2 separate regions of the Homo sapiens genome follow, and region 2 is linked to region 1. Evidence: chromatin loops called from intact Hi-C (ENCODE). Cell type or tissue: Panc1. All regions are shown on one strand. Each heading gives the region's core, and the rest is flanking DNA. Links, peaks and the distances in the headings are about the cores only. Region 1 has its middle 26 kb from the start of PXDN. Region 2 holds the start of LOC124907723 (a long non-coding RNA gene).

Region 1 (4,387 bases), core at 315-4,314:
GAGTCAGTAAGTGTGGGGTGGGGGTAGAGGGAGGTGGGGGAGGTGACTTTTTTTTTTTTTTTTTTACAGGTAAGAGGAGAAACAATTTGGTATCAAAAGAGCGTCCTGACTGGCCTCCCTGCCTCCAGCATCCCATCCAATCCACGGCCACTCACTCCAGAAGCCCGTCCAATCCGCAACCACTCACTCTTTCCAAGGCCAGCGCTCCGATGATGCTGTAGCCTCAGTCCCGGCCTCTGTCAAAGGCCCTCCAGCCCCTGACGCCAGGCCACCTTTGAGCTCCTCTTCTAAGCGCCCCCTTTAGTATCTTGCACACGGCTGTCCCCGTGTGAGCAGCTGGTGTGAGTAGAGCGTAGGGAGCTTATTTGGCAATCTCTTCGATGATCCTTGTGCGTGTCTAATGACCTGTGTTTGGCACACGACGTAAATGGAAACCCAGAGAAAGTTGACCAGCCTTCCAAGGTGGCGCAGCTGGTAAATGGCGGTGCCTAGATTCAAATCCGGCTCTCCGCGGTTCCACAGCCTGGGCCTGCTTCCCCTTCCAGGAGGGCTTGAGTTTGGGTGACTGATCTGCCAGCACCGCTGACATGCTCCTATTTCATGCTGCTCCCTCTGCAGCTCTACCCATTCTTCAAGGCCCAGGGTGGGCGGGCACAGTGGCTCACACCTGTAATTCTAGCACTTTGGGAGGCCAGGGTGGGAGGATTGCTTGAGGTCAGGAGTTCCAGACCAGCCTGGGCAGCATAATGGGACCCTGCCTCTACATAAAATTTAAAAACAAATTAACTGAGCATGGAGGTGCACACCTGTGCTCCCAGCTACTCAGAAGGCTGAGGCAGAAGGATTGCTTGAGACTAGGAGGCTGAGGCTGCAGTGAGCTATGAAACTGTGCCATTGCCCTCCAGCCTGGGTGACGGAGTGAGACCCCATCTCTACAAAACAGTTAAAAAATTAGCTAGGCATGGCCGGGCTCGGTGGCTCACGCCTGTAATCCCAGCACTTTGGGAGGCCGAGGCGGGCGGATCACGAGGTCAGGAGATCAAGACCATCCTGGCTAACACGGTGAAACCCCGTCTCTACTAAAAATACAAAAAAATTAGCCAGATGTGGTGGCGGGGGCCTGTAGTCCCAGCTACTCAGGAGGCTGAGGCAGGAGAATGGCGTGAACCTGGGAGGTGGAGCTTGAGTGAGCTGAGATCATGCCACTGCACTCCAGCCTGGGTGACAGAGAAAGACTCCGTCTCAAAATAGTAATAATTAATAATAATAATAATTAGCTAGGCACAGTGTGTGCACCTGTGGTCTCAGCTACTTGAGAGGCTGAGGAAGGAGGACTGCTTGAGCCCAGGAGGTAGAGGCTGCAGTGAACTATGATCACGCTGCCGTAAGCCAGCCTGGGTGACAGAGCAAAACCTTGTCTCAAAAAAGAAAAAGACTCAGGACCCATCCATGAACCCCATTTCCATTTCCACTGAACCTGAGGAATCCCCATCCTCGCTCTTTTACAGGCTCCCAAAATGGGGTTTTGTGTCAGCATGACATCCTTGGGCACATATCCAATCTCCCTTCGTGGATTTTGAGGCAAAGATTGGCGCTTCTGTTGCTTCCCGTGAGGGATCTTGGCTAACTGGAGTTGGAAATCAATAGCACTGGGAGTCCTAAAGGGAGTTAAAGGTTCTAGATTTGAGGGCCAAGAAATAAATGGGGAAAAAACTATTAAAATATTACATTATTTTGAGCTGAAGTTCATACCTGCATTAATTCTAACCTAATCTTCGTTGATGTTTCACACGACTGCTCTTACAAAACCTGGTTGGCTTGGGCTGATTTGTTGAGATGCCCAGAGGAATTTATTCTACTTTCCCTCTTAAAACCCCAATGCTAAACACGTGGGACTCCTGACCCTCCCGAGGTTGACTTGGAAGCTGCAACCCTGGCTCTTTCTCTGCTAAAAGGCCTGCTCAGGAGAGCTCAGGTGAGTGCCTGGTGAGATGCTGCCCCCTGGTGGTGATCCTCTTCTTAGTCCCAGGTGCCCAAGGTGGACCTTGCCCACGTCCATAGGGAAATAGTTCATGTAAGGTGGGTACTACGCTGGAGAGCCACAGCGGGAAACAGCTGTGCTTCTAGAAACCCCGTCCAGTGAGATGTGTGTCTCTTGGGTGGGTCTGACCAGGAGAAGTGGGCGAGCTCTTGCGTGTGTCTTTGAGGTGAGGGTTAATCCCTGAGCATCTGAACACAGCCAGGGCTGGGAATGGCTGAGGAAACAACTCTCCTCACTCGCTGCCAGGCTCTTTCCTTCCACCTCTGCTGCCCGCAAACCCAGTTTCTTCTGTCAAGAAAGCCAGAGGGGACCACGCTTTCCCACCCTCTTGGAGAGTATGCAGGTGGGAGTTGGGTCTGGGCTCCTGCAACCCTAAAGCGATCATGGCTGTCACTCATGTACAGACAAGGCCAGAGCTTCCTGTCCTTTGAAATCAATGCTTATGAATATTTTTCCCCAGAACAGGAATGAGTGGTCAATGTAGAAAAATTGGTGAATAAATTCAAGCAAAATTTTTAAAACATGAAAGGCACACATCAAGAATACCATTTTTTTCTATTCTGTATTTATGAGAGTGCACATTTTTCTTATTTGCACTTGTGCGTGGGGCCTGGGTGTCCCACCGTCCAGGCCCCTCTTCTTCCCCTCTGCCCAGACTCCCCAGCCCCCTCTGGAAACCACTGGGGGAAGTGAGCATGCCCTTCTGGCTAGAATGTTCTAGGAAACCAGCACCTCAGGAGGCCAGGCAGAGGGGAAGGCTGTGGGGCCTGGTCTCGAGGAATAGGTGGGAGAGGCGGGTAGACACCTGGTGTGGAGTTCGAACAAGTGAGATTTCTTTGGGCATCTCAAGTTCAAGTCTGAGGCCCAAAGTCGTTCCAATGAGGACAAGGTGCTGGTGAAGGTGGCCTGGTGGGGGTCTCGGACGGCAGCCGCCGCTCAGCCCCGGAGGTCCCAGAGGCAGGGCTGGGGTGGCCACGCTACTCACTGAGGCTGCGGTCACAGTGACCACAGCTGCTTAGGGGGAGGGTGCCAGGTCAGATCCTGCATCCACCACTCAAAGCTGGGCGCTGTGAGGCTGGTTCCCTAATCTCTGTGTCTCTGTGTGATGTGTGTGACCGGGAGGGAGCCATGTGGGGTCCGAGTGAACTGAAGCCCCAACAGTACCAGAGCACCCTGTGAGTACATCTAATGGGTTCACAAGCACAGACGCAGTGCCAGGCCAGGCTTGGCATCACCATGGAGGCCCCCATGAATTCATCTAATGGGCTCACACACACAGACGCAGCGCCAGGCCAGGCTTGGCATCACCATAGGGGCTTCTAGCTAAGGTGCTAAAGTTCGAGTTGGCGAGGTGTCACGGGAAACACACCTCCTCCCAACCCACGCCTCACAAACCTCTCCACAAATGTGGAAGGGAACGGCAACAACTGAGTTTCAGAAAACTCATTCAGCCAAAGTGCGGAAAGCAGCAGCAGCAACCAAGAGCAGACGGCAAAGACAGAAAGAAGTCTCTCATTTTCCCACAGCTGGGGTCAGAGGTTGTGCAGTTTGGAGTCAGGGGACAAGCTGGGCCCTCCTCCTCCCGGAAAACAGGGAGAGGGACGTGGTCTTCCTTGGTGGTGACTTTTCAAGGAGATGGCTCTTGGGTCCTTGAGAAAACTTTCTGGATACCTGAATCTGGCCAGAGGCTTCTGTAGCCATTAAACAGATTTACATACATTAGAAAAAGAAAGAAAGAAAGAATATCTGTAGGGAAAGGGAAAGAGGAAGGATCTTATCTTCAGTAATAAGAATGCAGCCTCTCACTGTATTTGTCCTGGCACTGGGAGCTGGTTAGGGTGCATGTTCCCAGGCTGCACCCCAGAGGCCCCTGGATAGAATCTGCAGGAAGAGGGTGGCCACTGTTCACACGAGGCACCTCCTGCCTCTGGTCCTTTCTACAGCAGCAGTGGAACTCTGGTCTCAGGTGGAATGCACTGGACCCTCCCTAGCACTGGGTACAACTCTGGTATTGGGTGGAACACACTAGACCCTCCCTTGTACTGGTGGAACTCTGGTCTTGGGTGGAATGCACTGGACCCTCCCTTCTTGCTGCCCCTGAGGAATGTTCTGGGATGAACCACAAGTGGGGACCATAGAGGGCACCTGACAGAGGGGTGCTCGGTGTCACCAGGATCCCAAGGGCCTGACGTTGGAGCCAAGGGCAGTGCATGTAAAGAGGCCTAAGTGAATGGCTGGCCCCCAGCCTCTGTGAGTGTCAGGCTCCTGGGCTCTTATGTGTCAGTGTTTCATCAAATTTGTATTGGCCTCTCATCAGATCAGCCCAAGGATCCACGTTCCAGGCCA
Region 2 (4,341 bases), core at 342-4,341, 140 kb before region 1:
GTCAAAATATACACACTAACAGAAGTGCCTGTTAAAAAAGTTGATTCCTGCCCTCATGGATAACGCTGAGGGGTTTAAGACTTCAGTGGAGGCAGTAACTGCAGATGTGGTGGAAATAGCAAGAGAATTAGAAGTGGAGTCTGAAGATGGGACTGAATTGCTGCAATCTCATGATCAATCTTGAATGGATGAGGAGTTGCTTCTTGGGGATAAGCAAAGCGAGTGGTTTCTTGAGATGGACTCTACTCCTGGTGAAGATATTGTGAACACTGTTGAAATGACAACATAGGATTTAGAATATTCCATAAGTTTATGTGATAAAGCAGCAGCAGGGTTTGAGAGGACTGACTCCAATGTTGAAATAAGTAATTCTGTGGGTAAGATGCTATCAAACAACATCCCTTACTACAAATAAATCTTTCATGAAAGTAAGGCTAAACCAATGCGCTAAGCTTCATTTTGTCTTACTTTCCAAAATTGACACAGCCACCCCAACTTTCAACAACCACCACCCTAATCAGTCAGCAGCCATTAACACCAACACAAGACCCTCCACCAGCAAAGAGATTACAGCTCACTGAAGGCTCAGATGATCGTTCACTATTTTTAGCCATAAAGTATTTTTAAATTAAGGTATGTACATTTTTTAGACATAATGCTTTTGTGCATGTAATAGACCATAGTGTAATGTGAACACAGCTTTTATTCGCACCGGGAAACCAAAAAAATTGTATGACTTGCTTTATTGAGATAGTCACTGATTGCGGTGGTCTGGAACTGAAGCCACAATATCTCCCAGGTATGCCTGTATTTATGTCATTTGACATATAATTTTGCACACCAGAAACAGGTATTAAGTGTTAATAACAAAAAGCAATAGGAATGTTTCAATGCATTCTACATATTATTAAAACAAGATACATATGGTTAACTTTTGCTAGTTTTGCATTAGGCATTTCATTTAAATTAAAATTGGTATATGGCACTCATTCCCTCGTGACAGAAAAGCACCTAATTTGTCTTTTGTTGATTGAGGAGTGTTCATCCCATGTTCATAAACATTCCATGAAAGCAGCTCAATTTATCATTCTAATTTTGAAATGATTTGGCAATTTTAACAACATAATATTTAATTTTCGTTAATATTTCATTTTTCTCCTTACATAGATGAGTAGTATTTTTTCCAGGCCCTATAAAGATGCCCTCAGATCCATTCCAGTTTCCTTTAGAGCAGCATCCTCTCTCCCACCCAACCACAGCCTGAGGGGCTCAGCAATTGTCACATGTCATCCCCGACTTCTGGCCCCAGAGCCACACATAGCTCAGGCCTGGAAAGGGAGTGTCTGTCTTCCGTGCACTGTGCCCTCCTGACCTGCGCTCTTGCTTCTGGAAAAGCATCTGCCCATCTCAGACACCTCGGTGTGTGAATTGCTTGTACACTCCTCTCTGACAAAGAAATGTCCTTCTCCACAGCACAAAGATTCCAGGAGACAAGGGCATTTATTTGCCAGAGGTTTTTCCCAAGAGCTCACTCCCACCTGCCAAAATTCAGTCGGGTTAAAGCATCCCAGCTGCTTCGGAAAAGGAAGTCAACTTTATCTAATACCTTATTTTTAGTAATTTTTTCACATTTAGTCACAAAATGATTAGTGACTAGGACAGTTCTGGGGCTTCTTCCTGGACCTACCTCCTTCCCTTCTCAGGCTTTTGATCTCACCTGGAAAAGTTTTAGCCTCATGTACTGGTTTCAGGTAAAAAAAAATAAAGCCATTCTCCATTTGAAAATGTGACCCATTTATTTGAACTGAAAGGCATCATTACAAAGTGCAAACATTTCTTTGGTAATGAACTGAATACAATGGTCATAAAAAAGGCATTTGGCTGTTGGAGCAGTTAGAAAAGTAAATAAATATGTACATTCCACTCCTGTTACAGCGATCCCGCACAGTGGCTGCTAGACACGTTCACCCAGGCACTGCCCACTGTTCTGATTACAGAGAGTATCAAACTGGTGATTCCGCAGACATTTTGGTTTGAATTACAGAATTTTTTTTGGTAAATCACAGTCAGCTTCCCCCTTTGGCTTAGACAACACAATTCCTTGTGACTGGCCCAGACCGCACATTACGCAGGTGTGCTACAGGTGTGCCGCCTCAGCACTGAGACCATGAGGCCTCCAGGGCATGTAAGAGGCACAGAACACTCCCAGAACCCAGAATCTGCTGTCATCTGAGTGCCTGAGCAACTTACATAACCATCAGCTTTTAGACGAACTTACACATTTCCTATTTGACAGAAATCTCTTCCACAATTTGGTCACTACATTTGACTTGCTATTTCAAAAGAAGTCCACATGTCATGAAACACCAACCAATTTTTATCAATCACTTACCAATATGAGGTTAAGAAGTTAAGACAACCATTTTTACAGATAAAACACATGAATCCAATGACCTTCCTCACAGCTGAAATGCTGCCTCCGCCGCAGCAACTTGGCCGGCCCGTGCTGGAAGGGTCTGGGTGTCTCCTTGGGAGGATGTGCACCTGGAACACGGGTTGTGCACAAATCACACCAGGCACTGTATGCGCCCATCCTGTCAGAAGGAAGCTGGCCTCCCCCACCCCATGGAAGCCTCGACGCCATACCCCAGTGCTGGACACCTGCCACCCTGAACCGAAACGGCCCCTGACCTCAGGGGCTCCCTCCACCACCTCAGCTGGGCCTTGCTGCGGGCAGGTGGCCCGGACCTTGGTGCCTCGTGTGCCCAGCACTGTGCCTGGCACATGGTGGATACTCAGGTCAGCGTGCTGCACTGAAGCTGTGTGTTCGGGGAAAGGTTGCTCAGAACACAGATCGCTTTGTATTTAGAGAAAAATGGAAGGTTTTGGTCAATTAAAGAGAGACCATGAGGTATGAGAGTTGATTTTCACTGACGTCTAAAAGAACTTTGCATAGTGGAAATGGTTTTTCTGCCATATCTAATACCTAAAAAATGGACACAATTTCATAAAACATCACGCATTTTAAAAATACAAATGAGGTATAGGGATTCTTTTTTTTTTTTTTTTTTAACGCACTCACACAACCTGAAGTTAGACAGTTCCCGACACTTGAGCTCCTCCTCCCTTGGGAAGAGCCATCCGGAAGCGGCTCTTGTTCAGGACGTGGACGCAACCAGGGCCGGCTGGGAGCGGCGTTGTCAACACACACCCTTGGCCCTCGGCAGGTATCAGATACACAATGGGATGAAGGAGGTTTTTTCACATTTGGTTCACAACTAGGCAGTATGTGTGCAAGTGACAGCTGAAAGCAAACCTGTTTCTAAATGTGGCTTATGAATGTTCTAATCAGGTGTGGAAGGAGCTGACACACGGAGAGTCACAGGCTATACAGCTGCTTCGAGCAGCGGGAATGTTTGTCTTGGGATTAGATGCTGACGTGTGGTGAAATGTTACAGAGAGCCCAGAGGAAGGAGGAGTTCAGAGGTTCCCAGGGAAGAGGCCGGGGGCTTGCACTGCACCCCCAGACAGTGTCCCTGTGAACGCTCTCATCAAAGGTTCTGTTCCGTTTGCCAAACACCAATTTTCTTTTTAAACATAGCTTGTGATGGAACCCCGATTTCGGTGAGCCCCTCTGGCAGCTCCAAGACTCACCCCACCTGCGGGTGACAGGTCTGCCGGCTCCTGGCATCTGAACAAGGCAAGGCTGACATATAGAGGTATCCTGCTTTATTTAAAAAGAAATGGTGTTGGGAGGCAAAATCAATTTAGGCGCCTAAATGATTCAACTGTGCAATTTAATAGTAGCACCAATTTTTCATTTTAAAAGAATTAAATAAAAACCTGAGAAGTCTAACGTGAAGCTAGGACTCCTGCCTGCTTCCCTTCAGGCACCTGCTGTGCCTCCTTCTCCGCAGATGCTCTGGTTGGAAGCCTCCTGCACTGCCTTCTGTAACAGCACCAGCTGGACGTTGTCATGAAATGTCACGAGTTCTGGGTGTTTCCTGGTCTGCAGTCCGCAGCTCCCTGCCATCGGCCACCCGATCTCACGATGGCACAGCAGACAAACTCTGAGGAGCCTCCCAGGAGCCTAGGGCTTTTCCTCCGCCCTCTTCTGTAAGCAGACTGGACAGCAGGCCCCTGGGATGTTCACGGGGACAGCACAGGTGGCAGGGGGGCAAGCTTCCACGAAGCAGGTGACCTGCCCGTCCTGGAGAAGAGAGACGGAGCACAGCCTGTCAGCTCTGGGATGGCCTTCAGGTGAGCAAAGCCTGTCAGCTCCGGGACAGGTGTCAGCCACGGCCATGAGTCAGGCCTTGCCCTGAGGCCCCTGCCTTGCCC

The links. A loop is a pair of places that touch in the nucleus more often than their neighbours do. Peaks named below come from ENCODE experiments on the same cell type or tissue, not always from the same donor. Only the 100,000 strongest peaks of a DNase experiment are listed, where the experiment ranks them.
Region 2: a loop joins it to region 1, with 2.7 times the contacts of the local background. A loop is called at or near these places in 1 of 110 quality-filtered maps.

What each region holds. Positions count from the first base shown.
Region 1 is chr2:1,767,925-1,772,311 of GRCh38, forward strand. No RefSeq gene overlaps it. Among named protein-coding and RNA genes, the nearest start is that of PXDN, 26 kb to the left of the region's middle. In Panc1, for the core only: a CTCF peak has its summit at 2,004 (motif pointing left); a DNase peak (open chromatin) is centred at 1,997; H3K27ac peaks cover 3,955 bases.
Region 2 is chr2:1,630,114-1,634,454 of GRCh38, forward strand. PXDN (peroxidasin) reads right to left here. Exons shown (of 23, transcript NM_012293.3): 23 at 1,774-4,210. The coding sequence ends at 4,091. It overlaps LOC124907723 (a long non-coding RNA gene), which reads left to right and starts at 3,918. Exons shown (of 2, transcript XR_007086188.1): 1 at 3,918-4,260. In Panc1, for the core only: no CTCF peak of the experiment used is centred there; DNase peaks (open chromatin) are centred at 1,418 and 1,908; H3K27ac peaks cover 4,000 bases.